Linked DNA regions of Homo sapiens: region 2 is linked to region 1. A link is a contact called in ENCODE Hi-C or POLR2A ChIA-PET data. All regions are on one chromosome and are shown on one strand. Each heading gives the region's core, a stretch centred on a gene start or an enhancer-like site at or near the end of the contact. The rest is flanking DNA. Distances are from core to core; before and after follow the strand shown.

Region 1 (6,391 bases), core at 1,461-3,960:
TCAGTGTGCAGGCTTTGGCCCCAGCCTGCCTTGGTTTGAATCCCAGCTCTGCCATAAACTAATTGTGTGACCTTGGGCACGTTTCATAGTTGCACTGTGCCTCAGTTTCCCCATTATGAATTTATAAATTTGTTGAAAGTAAAAGGAAATTATCTGTGTAAAACATTTAGGAGAAGGCTTGACACATGGCACAGGTTCACTAAATGTTAACTGTTGTTACTATCATCTCATTTTCTCTTCACATCAATGCTGGGGGAAGTGGCTTGCCCACGTGTCACACAGTCTGCATGGGGCAGAACTGCTCTCAGAGCCCAGGCCTGCCCAGTTCTTCCTCTGTCACACTACACTGCCTCTTGCTGCCCCTGCCACACTGCAGCAGGAGTCCCAGCTTACCTTCTCCCAGACCAGAGTGAGAGGTCTGACCCAGGCCCAATGCGTCAACCTGATCTCTCTACTTGCCGTCTGAATGATCTTGCTATTTCAACACCGTGTCTCAGTTTCCTCATTTGTAAAATGGGCTAATACTAGTATCTGATTATTGTGAGGACTTAAAAGCAGAACTATGGCACACAGCAAGTGCTCAATAAACATTCAATGTGTTCTCAGAGCCTAGCCATAGTGCTCACAACAGAGTGGACACTCAGAGAAAGTTTGTTGAAGGAAGGAAGAATTGGAAATAACGGTAGAATGAGCCTGAAAATAGGAAACATTGGGATAGGAAAACCTGAGGGTCTAATAAAGAGTCATGGGGAGCTGGGTGCAGCAGCACATGCCTGGTGTCCCAGTTACTTGAGAGGCTGAGGCAGAATGATCACCTGAGTCCAGGAATCCAGCCTGGACAACATAGTGAGACCCCCATCTCAAAAAAAAATAAAAATAAAAGAGAGAGAAGAGAGAGACCAGAGCAAAAGAGAAAGATGTGACAACAGTTCATTCAATAACATTTATTGAGCACCTACTGTGTGCATGCAGATGTGACAGCAACAGTGTCCCAGACCAAAACAACCTGTGGACAACTAAGTAGGTCTGACTCCAGAGATGAACAGCACACACCAGAGCCTGGAGGAAGAGGCAAAGAAGGAATGGGAACTGGAGCAAACAGCAAAAGTGAGTCAGAGCGGGAGGAGAGAACCAAAAGTGAAGAGATGCACCTGGAAGGCTGGCCTCTGGTCTCTGAAAGCATGAAAGAGTGGAGGCTAAGAATAGAGAGGAGAGGGGAAGAGAGAGATGGAGAAAAGGAAGGCGATAGAAAGGCAAGGCTGGAAGAGATCAATGAAGGGAAATAAACCAAGAGAAGGACGTAGGGGAGGGAACAGACTGGCACAGTGGAGAATACATCTCAAAATAAATAAATGAATGATGGAGTTTAGTAGGAGGGGCCAGAGGGGCAGCCAGCAGGAGAGGTGATTCCAATCATCAGCAAGACGGACTAGGGTGTGGAGATGGAGATGGAAATTGGGGAAGGAGGCGAGGAGGAGAGAAGGATAGGGGCGAGGTAGAGCTGGGGGTCCTGGAGGGCCCTGCCCCCTCTTTGCCATGAACTTCAGCAGCTGCTTGTGGGTGATTAAATGGCTGGTCATTGGCAGCTTGGCGGGACAGAGGTCTGCAGCTGTCCAGTCTCCTGTTATCCTTCACTCACCTATCTGGAAGCCATGGGGAATAGGGGGGCGGGCAACTCCTAAGGGGACCTACAACCCAAGACAAAGGGTGGGTCTATGGGAGTCACTGGTCCTATCCTACCATCAACGACCTCATATTGGGAACTCAGGAGTGGGGTGGGAGGGTCTCCTCCATTAGGCCTCATCCCAGAGAGATGAAGTAGTAAGGAGAGCCAGGCAGCCAGGAGAAAGAAACAGGGCCAGGTGGAAAAAACATCAGGGAGCAGACCAGCCGGATTTTTAAAAGAACGGAAAACCCAACCAGCAAGGAGTTTCTGGGCAGTGGGAAGATTTTATTGGGAGACTTCTCCAGGTCAAGGTGGCACCAAGTTAAGGATGGAGGTGTCTTGTTTTGCCTGCTTACTTTGTTGGTTGCAAGGATGTCCAGCGGGACTCTCCAGAGGAAAAGCCCACAAGTTTCTCTCCCGGGGACACCCGACCTCCCACCTGCCTGGAGACTCAGCCCTGGGCACCTGGTCGGTGTCCACCTCAATGCACAGTGACTGTTTCTGAACTGGCAGATCTGGTCTGTGCAAGGTGCCTTTCTGGGCAGCAAGCCGGGGCGGCCACTGTTCGAGAAGCCTGCTCCTACCCTGGCCTGCGCCCCTGCTCCTCTGAAGGCGGCCTCCCGCAGTAGTCAGGGGGCGGAAATGGGAAGCCCTATTCGCAGTAAAATCAGGTGGGGAAATAGGCTCTGGTCTCAAACTGCGGCCACCTGGGGAGCTGCCAGGCGAGGAGGTAGATGGTCCCCCTCCTGGGGGCGCTCCCTTCGCGCGGATCTGGGGTTGGAGGAGGGAGGGGCACTGTCCCCTGGGGGGTTTCCTGGGACTGGGCCGCCCGAGAGAGGGAAAGGCTGTCCCCTCCTGGTGTAGGAGGGGCGCGATCCGGGGGGCGGGGGCTGGGGTTCCCCGGCTGCGGGGGTCCGGGCCGGCGGCCGCCTGCGGCTTGGCGCTGCGCGGCTCCTGCCCGGCGGGCCCTGCATTCTCCGAGTCTCCACCAGAGGCTGCGGGAGGAAGGAAGGGATCCGTCCCTTGCACACTTCCCCCCAGTCAGACACGCACACTCCCTCGCTCCCGCTCGCTCGCTCACTCCCTCGCTCTCTCGCTCTCTCGCTCTCTCGCTCACACACACGCGCGCACACGCCGCCGCGGCTCCCCCTCTCGCTCCCGCTCTCCCTCCGGCTCCTGCGGGCGGCCGCGGGGCTCCGGACTCGCCCGCTGCCCGCGCCGGGGCTCCCGCCCCACGCAGCGTCCCGAGGCGGCAGGACTAGGGGGAGCCCCGGGCCGCTCCCCGAGGTAAGAGCGCGGGGTGCCGCGGGAGGAGCGGCCGGATCGCCGCCGAGGGGAGGCTGCCCGGCAGGGAGGGAGCCCCCTGGCCGGCGGGAGCGGCCGGGCAGGCGGCGCGGGGGGCGAGCCTCCAGCCGCAGGAGGAGCCGGGGTGCCTGCGCCCGGCCCTGCGCGCCCCCTCCTCTCGGCCGGGAGGGCGGGGAGGGAGTTTCCCACGTCCAAACTTTCCCCGGCGCGGAGCCGAGCCGCCTCTCGGCCCGAAGCCCGCAGCTCCCACCCGTCCCCACAACCTCGTCCGCCGCGCGCCCGGGAGCCTCCGGGACCCCCGCGGGCCGAGGGGTGGCAGCGCCAGGGGCCGAGCCGGCGCGCCAAAAGGGGCTGGGAAGGTGGCGCACAGCCCTGACGCGAGGGCTGGGACCCAGGCGTTCCCGGTCCCCCAACCCTGCTAGCGGGGCTCGGCTCCCCGGCCCCTCCCAGAGGCGGGGTCCGGGGCCGGGAAAATACCGCACGGCGCGAGCGTGTGCGCGCGGTGTGTGTGTGCGAGGTCGTGCCGCGTCCGGGGACACCCGGAGGCTGACTCCAGCCGCGGCGACACGCACGGTTCTGGTCCCCTCTGAGCCGGGGAGGCGGCCCACAGGGACCCCTGCCGGCCCCACCGGCGCGACCCCCCCTGCCCTATGGCCGTCGGGCGGGCTGGCGGTGAGCGAGAGCCAGCGCTGCTCTCTTCCTTAGGACCCGACTCCGGAGACACCGTCCCCGCTGGGGAAGAAGGACGGGGCCCCCGACAGCCTAACGTCCAAAGAGAGCGCCACTTAGGGCTAACCCTCGGGGGCCGCGGCGTTTACTGTGAAGAGTGGACTGCGTGGGCGCGCGGGGTGCCGGGCAGCCCTGGGTGGGCACAGTGTGGACCCGTCTCGCTCGCGCCTCCCCGCTGCCTCTTCTCTGGCAACGTCGGGCCCTGTCCCAGGCGGGGCTGCAGAGGGTAGGGCTGATCCAGGATCCCCCGAGGTCTCCCCGAGGTGCAGGGCACCCCCTTGTGGCGGGCAGAGAAGCTGCTGTTTGAAGCTGCTCAGGTCTTCCGAGGTGCTCGCTCCTTGGAACCTCTTCTCTCCAAACCCTTCGGGCGTCGCCAGGGTTGCGCATGCCAGCTTCTTTTTCCGTGGGGCTGATTCCAGCACTCCCCAGGTTTCTGGGGCTGGCCGAGGTGCCCCCAGCACAGGCAGCGGCTCATTTGAGGGCTTTGGCTGTTGCCAGCTCTCTCTCCCTCTCCACCCAGGTTCAGGATCTCATCCTCTTCTCCCACTGGTCAGCGCCAATACCCTATATCAGCATCACCACTGCCCTAGGGCCCAAAGGCTCCTCCCTAACCACCGCGACTCTCTGTCCTTCATTTGTATCCCGTATATGTGTCCATCAGTGCCCACTCCGTCCCCCTCAGTTGCCCCTAGTCTACAGCCCTTGTTGAAACTTGGCCTCTACACCCATAGTGACATCCTTTGGTCTTTGCCCACCAATGACCATTTCCTCGTCCCCCCCAACCCCGACCCATCTTCTATCCTGTCTGCCTCAGTTTTTCTGTAGCACTCAACTGTTCCCTGCCCCAGCCATTTCTCTACTTCACCCTTATTTCCCTCCTTGTCCCAGTGTCTGGGACACTCCTCTTCCATTCCTCCTGGAAGGGAAGGGCATTGCCAACATTTAAACACTGCTTCCTGGAGATGTCTGTGTGCCCTTCCCGGTCCACCACTGCCAGTGCCTCGGGGGCAGGTACTTTATAAAGCCAGCCAGGTCTCTCTCAGCTAAGGGGCACCTGTACCTCTTGGGTGGCCCCATCAGGGGACCCCTGGAGACAACCCCTTTCCCTATTCCTAACTGTGAGCAGCACATTGGAGACCACCTGGGCTGCCCTCTTTTCCATTTTCAAGGATTGGCAACAGCAGCCCGAGGTCACATGGTAAGCTATACCCAGAGCCGGAATAGGAACCCAGGCATCTTGACATCCAGGCCTCACCAACGCTGCTTATGTGTTGGGTAGGCCTGGGGCAAAACAGAGCCGTTTCTTGGCTTCACGCTGCAGGCAGGACAAGAAGACACTTGCTCTAAATTCAGCATGAGGTGTTCAAGTTAGACCCCCAGTGCTCCCAGGCCAGTGCCGGAGGAAAGCTGTTGAATGCCTTTAGCAGAGACGCCGAGTAGCAGAAGCAGAGGACAAAGTTTGGCCCCTAAAAGTGTGTTGTGACCTCCGGGTGAGTCACAGCCTTTCTGTCAAAAGGGTGGCTGTGATCTCTGGATGTTTCTGGTCGTGCTCTGGAATAATCATACCTAGAGGTTGGAACCCCCAAAGCCCCTGCTGCTTCCCCAGGCACTGGTCTTTCTGAGAGCTTTGCAGGAGCGCTGCATTCTGAAGTTGTCTGACAGGGGGCCGGGCCATAGCTAAGGCAGGGAGCCCAGGAGGGCCCGTCTCCTCCCGAGTTGGCAAAGTTCGGAGCAGCCAGTTTATTTACCACATGGGCGATAAGAGTCAGCCAATTAAACTTCCTCTCCTCTCTCTCTCTGTTCTTCCCCCTCCCCTTTTTCTTCCATCAGGAAGCTCCAATCTGAAATGCAGCCTCAGGTAGAGTGAGAGAGAGTGAATGATTTCTGTTTATATAACACGGGTAGCAGCTGGCACTGCATGGCCTGGGAGGGAGTGAGGGAATAGAAGACCCTACGGTGGTGTCTGGGCTGAGGCCCCGGGGCCAAGGACTTCCTCATTCCTCCCCATAGCTGAGCCAGGAAGGGTGCTAGGGGCTGGGGACCAGGTGGGGAAACAGGCTGAGAGGAAACCCAGGCCTCAGGTCAGGCTCAGAGAGAAAAGCCTCATGCCCCCCGCAAGAGTGGGCACACCCTCCACCCCGGGTTCCTCAAAGCACCTTTAAGATGGAGCTCTCAACTCAGGCCTCTCCTTCCTACAACCTTGTGTTTTGATTCTGGCCTCTCTAGAGAAAGCCTAGATATTTCACCACGAGGACAGGCTCTGACCTCAACTTTTCATCAGGGCAGTGGGCATGATAGGACTGTCTTTCCGCCCATGGAGGAGACAAGGCCTAACAAGAAAGTTGTCTGTGGAGTGATTTGAGCTCTGTGTATCTGGCAGGAGGGACGTTTTCTCATTGTTGATGATACACAGTGGCTGCTTGGAAACAGAGGTGCAGGACAGGAAGGCTGGAGGCATGGCTGTTATATGCAGTTGGGCAGGTTGTTGACTGTCCAAGGGCATTTAATGCAGGAGGAGAGCGGGGACTGAAATCTATTTTAAGCTCCACTCTCCAAGTCAGGTGCCCCAAAGACAGGCTGTGCCTGCCTGGAGGAGGGGGCATCTTTCTCTAATTTGCAAAAAGGCTTCATATACTTACCAGCCATGGGCCTATGGGGCTGCTTACCCCCAGAAAAGGATCCCTTTCTTTA
Region 2 (6,360 bases), core at 3,861-6,360, 56 kb before region 1:
TCATTTATGAGCTGAACCATGAAACTTGCCCTTATCTACTATTGGTTTCCCAGTGGTACAGTTTATATAGGAAACGAGAATAAATGCTGATTCTTCTTTTATGTACTTACTTTCAAAATAATGAGTTAGTTCCTTGGTATCATGCAACAGTGACCAATTTTGTGTGTGTGTGTGTTTTGTTTTGTTTTTTAATTGTTAAGACATTCCTATGCCAAATACAGCACGATAGAAGTTGTTAGTCATCTTGGTAATATAAAAACTTTTAGGATAACTTACAGTCATGGATCGTGACCTTCCAGGGTTCTGAGTGTTGAAAATGACTTTTTTCCAATCTTAAAAATATCACAACATCTTTGATGTGACTTGGGCAGGGAGTGGGTAAGTTAAGGTTGATTTATGCTGGGCCTCATCTCCAGCCACACTTGTGGCCGCCTAGGAGCATTGATGACATTCATCTGAATCAGCATGTTTGGTGATGATGCCGAGTCACTAGGACTTTGGCCAAGATCTTGATGTGCAGACCCCAGGCTGTTCCATCGCTCTAATTTAAACCCTTTCTCCTTCAGGAGGTGTTGGAATTGGCCTTCTCCATCCTGTATGACCCTGATGAGACCTTAAACTTCATCGCACCTAATAAATATGAGGTGAGCAGTGTGGCGCTGCCTTAGACAACAGAGCTATTTCTGTAACTCTTCAGTTGGTGGCAGGAATGAGCAAAACAGGAAAGTCCCCTGTGGTGGGTGGCTGCAGTGTATATTGAAGCCTAGGAAGGCTTTGAGAAGAAGGTGGCATTTCAATAGGATGGGAATGTCTCAAAGGAGGAGCTGTGGTTGGGGGGGCACCCAGATGAAGCAGCAGGTATCATTACATAATGCTGGACCTGAGGTTCCTCCAGGCGCATTGGGTGGCTGCCAAGGATCTGTCACACTCTGGATTGTTTATCTGTGAGCTGGGCTCTCCACATTACTCTTCAGCAGCAGCCATAGGTTGTCATTACAAAGATAAGGTCAACTAGGAATGAGTCATTTACCTGGGACTGGGAAAATTCTCCCCTTTTCAGTTTCTCTGTGGTCAGCTACCCAAGAGAACTTGACAGATCCTTCCTCCTAGGGGCTCCTGGTCACATGTTGTAATGGATCCAGTGTGGACTTTGAAGCCAGATGGAACTGGTCCTTCTGACAAGGGCCCTGTAGTTCCATCTGCAGCACTGGAAGATACTAGATATTAAATGAGTGATTGCATTTGAGACCCTATGTGCCTGGTGAGCTCTGAGAGCCATCACTGGGAACTAGAGGTGGGACTTCTGGCAGAGGAGACACTTGGGCAGGGCCTGAGCTGCCGCTAGTGGAATTTGGTTGAGAGGAAATGAAGAACAAGCAAGTGGGGAACCAGGTGAGCAACGGTGTGGAAAAAGGAAAATGGCAGCAGAGGAAGCAGGAAGAGTCAGGGAGCGGTGGGATCAGAAGGCTTCCTGGTCACCCCCTCTTAGCATGAGACCCACCAGTTCCATTTCTTTAGTATTTACTCTTTAATATGTATTGACTGGATTATTTTTAATTTTGTTTTCGGGGGGGCGGGGCACAAAATTGAGATCCCACAGTGACTTCTGTTTGTGTCTTGCTTCTTTTCACCTAATACATATTTCCCTTCTCTCGCTTCTGATTTTGGGTAACTTCAGGTAGATGATGCCCCAGTACTCAGATCTCATTTTGCTGTATTCGTTTATTGCATTTTTAGGTTCTCCTTCATATTATTGTAAGGAGTTGTAATATAAAACCCCTTATAAAAACCAGATCTCTTGAGAAAGTGAAGGATCACCTCCTAATTTATCTTTGCTATCATTCCAAATCAGTTTTGCCTATACTGATTAGTTCCAAAAGGAACTGTTGTGAGCCCCATCAGAAAAGAGACCTTGGCAGGATCTCCTGCTGACCAGGGGTCACGATGTGACATTTTGCAACTTGCTCCCCACAGTACTGCATCTGGATTGATGGCCTCAGTGCCCTTCTGGGGAAGGACATGTCCAGTGAGCTGACCAAGAGTGACCTGGACACCCTGCTGAGCATGGAGATGAAGCTGCGGCTCCTGGACCTGGAGAACATCCAGATTCCCGAAGCCCCACCCCCCATCCCCAAGGAGCCCAGCAGCTATGACTTTGTCTATCACTATGGCTGAGCCTGGAGCCAGAAACGACGGTACCCAGGAGAAGGGATTTTGGGCCCAGGAGAAACACTTACATTCTGGTGCCTTGTCTTTTGCTTGTACAGAATCTGTAGTGATTTTGGTGGCCAGTAAATGCCAGCCATTTCTCAAACCCACCTCGGACCACCCAGAGTTTCCTCTTGGTCCCTGTCTACTAAGAGTCATGAAGGCAGGGTGCTCTGCCCACTCCATCACCATGAAGCCTGGGATTGGGCCACGAGGAACAAACAGCAGATGCCCTTGCCTTCCAGTCCAAGAAACTGCTTCTTGAAATGGATTTAACAACAGCCACTCACCTTTTCCTCCTGAGCCTGCTCTCTGATCAGCTGGATCCCCACGTGAGCAACAGCTGGCCCAGGAAAGGCTGCCTGCAGAGGACAGGTGTGTTGGGCGTGTTGAGAGCCTTGAAGTGACTACCTGTATCTTAGATCTGAGTACAAGCCTGAGGCTTTTGCTTTTGTCTTTTTTGATGAGGGCTCACTCCAGCTTCATATGGTGCCAAGACGTTGCTGCTTCTGAGGTTGGCTCTAACATCTCTGGTCTTTAGAGCCACCAGATCTCTCTGGCCCATACAGATATCAGAGCAGACGGAAATTTCTCCCTGCAAGCGCTCAGTCTCATCCCAGCAAGTCAAAGACCTCCTGGCCAAGTCCTGCCCTCTTAAGTCTCCAGGAACGCTGCAGGGAAAACCCAGCTGAGGCCTGGGCCTAGACTGTGGTGAGGTCACTAGATTCTACTGCTCTTCCCCCACATTAATACCTTTTCCTTCCTCAGAGAGAAATCTCCCCTAACCTGAATTGCAGCCCCCTCCAGTTTGCTTTCCTTTGGCCTTCCAGACCCCAGGAAGTTGGCCTTCCCTTCCTAGTGCTATGGTTTCTGCCATTGGCCATGATTTCAGGGAGCTGGCTGAGGCCGGCTGAGGCCACACCTGTGCCAGTGGGGCTTCCCTGGTGCTGCAGCACTTGTAAACCACACACACAGCCTCTCTCCCTGGACATACGTTAGCACATTGGCATTCAGTATTGGTGGCCTGGCATGGTAGGTACTACCCAATGAAGAGTGTACTATATATTTTCATTACTATAGGCCATACTTATACAGACGTGTATATATATTTATATAAGATCTACCTATCTTAGGATGGAACCTTGGGGAAAAATAAAATTGAGGGGAAGTAAAAAGTATGTAACACTTCCAGTTGTGAGCCAAGATTGTAACCAGAGAGCAGCCAGGAGCTTCCTGTCAGTAACCATGTTTTCAATAAATACTCTTTCATGTACAAACTGTGGTTCCTGTTAACAGCTGTTTGTCTGTACTTGCCCCCTGCCCAATGGTGAAGATTTCACCTTGACAAGACTTGATCTCCATGTATCTGGGAGACTCTGGAGAGCTCCAGCTGGAGCCCTTAGTCACCTTCCAAGAGTCCCTTCCTCCTCATCATTCGCTCCTCCCACACATACACACACACAGACACACACCTGCTGGTTAAGAGTGTTCACAGATTGCTGCACTGGGACGAAGCGTTTTCTGCTCAACCCTGCTGGGTACAGCAAGGTAAGGCATACTGTACACCCCCATGAACACATCCTCCCTCTTCTCCCTGCCAGGGACACAGCCAGGGAACAGCTCGAGTACTTGTGCCTTACAAAGAAGACACGCTCTTTACCCTGTGTGTTGCCTGTGCATAGTGCCCAGCCTTCCAGCTGGTGTTTTAGGCTGTTGCTCCAAACCTTGGCCTTGGTAGCTGGGAGACTTAAATGAGGGTGGTGATGAAAATAGATCTCTTGCCTCTGAGAGAGAAGGGTGTGAGGACAGGCTCTTTCAAAAGGCATAGAAAGTGCATGCAATACAAGCCTGAGGACTGAATAAAGCCAAGACCTTGGGCAGTGATGGGTACCATTGTAGGTGCTTGGTAAGCACTGAATGAACTAATGCCTGCATGATGCCAGCTGGCGGCGGTGACAGCCGCAGTTTGCATAAAACACTGCTTACACTCTGGCCTTGAGCCTTCTGTTCAGAGGGGCCAGGGATCCCAGCTGAGTCACTTGTAAGGATCCATGTTTGCAGCTGGTCTTACTGCCAGAGAGCCCAGGAGGAGGCTAGAGGAGGGCGAAAGGCACAAAACTGGGTCTGAATGTGCAACCCTAGCTTGCCCTGGCCTAATGTTCTTGACTGCAAATGCTGCCCTTTTAATCCATCCCGCAAGATGAAGAAAATCTGAACTCCCTAGGCTGGCATTTTGGGGCCACTGCAACCTGCCTCTTGGCTACTTTAACCACCACAGTTACAAACAACCTGTGAGCCCCAGGCACGGCTGGAGCTTTCTCACCCTCCTTTAGGATTCTCCCATTTCCTCTATCTGGGATGCTCTCTCCCTACTCAACCTATTGAAGTTGAGATAATTCTTAGAAAGTTTCATACAGAAAATATTTCACAAATGTTTCGTATTACTTCTGGATCGCCCAAGTTTTAAGTTGTAATGGCCCCAGCTGGCCTGAGCTCCCAGAAGAAAAAGCCCATGAGATACTTATCTTCGTGGTTCATTCCATGGTTGCCCAGCATTAGACTGGACATAAGAAAAACAATTTGTTCAGTAAAAGTAAACAAGTTACCATTTTTTGGATGCTCACTGTATGCAGAACACTAGCAGGCACCGGGGTTCCAAAGCAAGCCCCTGATTGAGCGCGGGAGAGACGCAGACAATTACACGGCTGTGCTCTGAGCCTGAGGGACTTCGCGGAGGACAAAACTACGCTGTACCTCAGAAAGACCAGACCACCTCAGAACCCGACCACAACAGACGCCCCGCCCCCGTGCTGCCCCGCCCCGCCTTTTCGCCCCGGCTCCGCCCAGCCCCTGGGTAGCTTCCGGCGGAAGTTACCGCCCGTGCCGCGGTTCGGCGGCGGCATCCGGCCTCGCACTTCCGGTGGGGAGATTCCGGCCTGGAGCTCCCAGGGCCGAGGTGAGTGGGTGTGCGGCCGGCCTCCCGGCGCACTCCCAGAGGCTGGGGGGCCGGGGCTGGAGAAGGGAAGCGGGCTCCCCACCCGGGATCTGCGCGGGTTGACATGGGGCACGCCACGCCCCTGCCCCTCCCCGGGCCTCAGTTTCGCCGTCTGTGGAGGGGGCAGGGGTCTCCAAGCGCCCTCCTGCAAGGCACCTGCCGGACGCCGGCTCATCTGGTATTTCCTGAGCACCTGCGACGTCCTGGGTGCGGGACCCGGGCCGGAATCGGACACGGCCCTGCCCTCTGAGGGGCTGCTTCCCGCGGTGGGATTGGGGCGGGCAGTAAACACGTGAGCAAACAAGGAAACGTCAGAGGTGGGAGTGCCACGAGGATTGGGAGGGGTGGGGCATTGGAGAAAGTATTCAGCCAAGCGGAGGTCTGCGGAAGGGAGCTGAAGGCAGGAAGAGCAGCAAGTAAAGAAAAACACAGGTTTGATGTGTTTGACACGTGGCAGGGGGCCGCTGTGGCGGGTGCTGGGACCAGTGGCAGAAGAATGAGGTTACAGAGGCCTTCCTTGTGGACCAGGCTGAGGAGCTGGGCTTAGCCTTAGGGCATGATCTGTTTCGTGTGCCATCTCTCTGGCTGCTTTATAGATTCCAGGCCTTAGGGGCGAAAGAGGAAACAGGGAGACCAGTTAGACCAGTGGCAGTCAGCAGGTGAAAGATAATTGTGGCTTAGACTGTGGTAGTGGGAATGGAGAGGAAGAGAAGTAGAGGGGTCAAGAAGTGTATTGAAAGTGGAACTGACAGGGCAGGATTTGAGAAATGACAGAAATAAGTGGTCAAAGATGACTTCATCATAGATTTTTGGTTTTGGCTTAAGTAACCAAGTGTATTATGCTGGCATTTACTAAATGACTTTGGGATAGATTGGGAGCGTGAGAAATAATTACGAAATCTTCTTAGGGCATCTTAAGTTTTAGATATTTGGAGTGCAGCTACCAAATAGGCAGTTAGATATATGAGTCTGATACAGAAAAGGTCAGGGCTGATGTAAAGAATTTAGAAATCATTGGCAAGTGGATTGGGTAGGATGAGATTATGTAGGGTAAGATTTAAGAGAGAAGAGAAGCCAGGTTCCAAGCTTTAGGCACCCAATTTTTATAGATTGAGTTGACAAGAAGGTGCCAGCAAAAAAGACCAATAAGGAGTCCA

What was found. Hi-C counts contacts between places; a loop is a spot of excess contacts on that map. ChIA-PET counts read pairs that join two places held with the same protein, here RNA polymerase II (POLR2A). Pooled maps may share reads with other maps.
Region 2: a loop to region 1 is called in a map of CD8-positive, alpha-beta T cell, with 7 times the contacts of the local background. The contact joins the promoter of SLC35H1 here to the promoter of CDH22 in region 1. A Hi-C loop is called at or near these places in 11 of 168 maps with a recorded cell type or tissue (CD4-positive, alpha-beta T cell, CD4-positive, alpha-beta memory T cell, CD8-positive, alpha-beta T cell and 6 more), 7 of 37 single-sample maps with no recorded cell type and 13 of 50 pooled maps. POLR2A ChIA-PET finds 5 or more read pairs at or near these places in 12 of 52 experiments (A673, BJ, CD4-positive, alpha-beta T cell and 8 more).

The regions. Positions count from the first base shown.
Region 1 is chr20:46,304,817-46,311,207 of GRCh38, reverse strand. CDH22 (cadherin 22) reads left to right here and starts at 2,710. Exons shown (of 12, transcript NM_021248.3): 1 at 2,710-2,953.
Region 2 is chr20:46,363,175-46,369,534 of GRCh38, reverse strand. SLC35H1 (solute carrier family 35 member H1) reads left to right here and starts at 5,110. Exons shown (of 10, transcript NM_015945.12): 1 at 5,110-5,164. It overlaps LOC124904917 (a long non-coding RNA gene), which reads right to left and starts at 4,996. Exons shown (of 3, transcript XR_007067614.1): 1 at 4,815-4,996. ELMO2 (engulfment and cell motility 2) reads left to right here. Exons shown (of 22, transcript NM_133171.5): 21 at 567-644; 22 at 1,975-3,485. The coding sequence ends at 2,175. RefSeq lists an enhancer at 716-945 and a silencer at 4,970-5,389.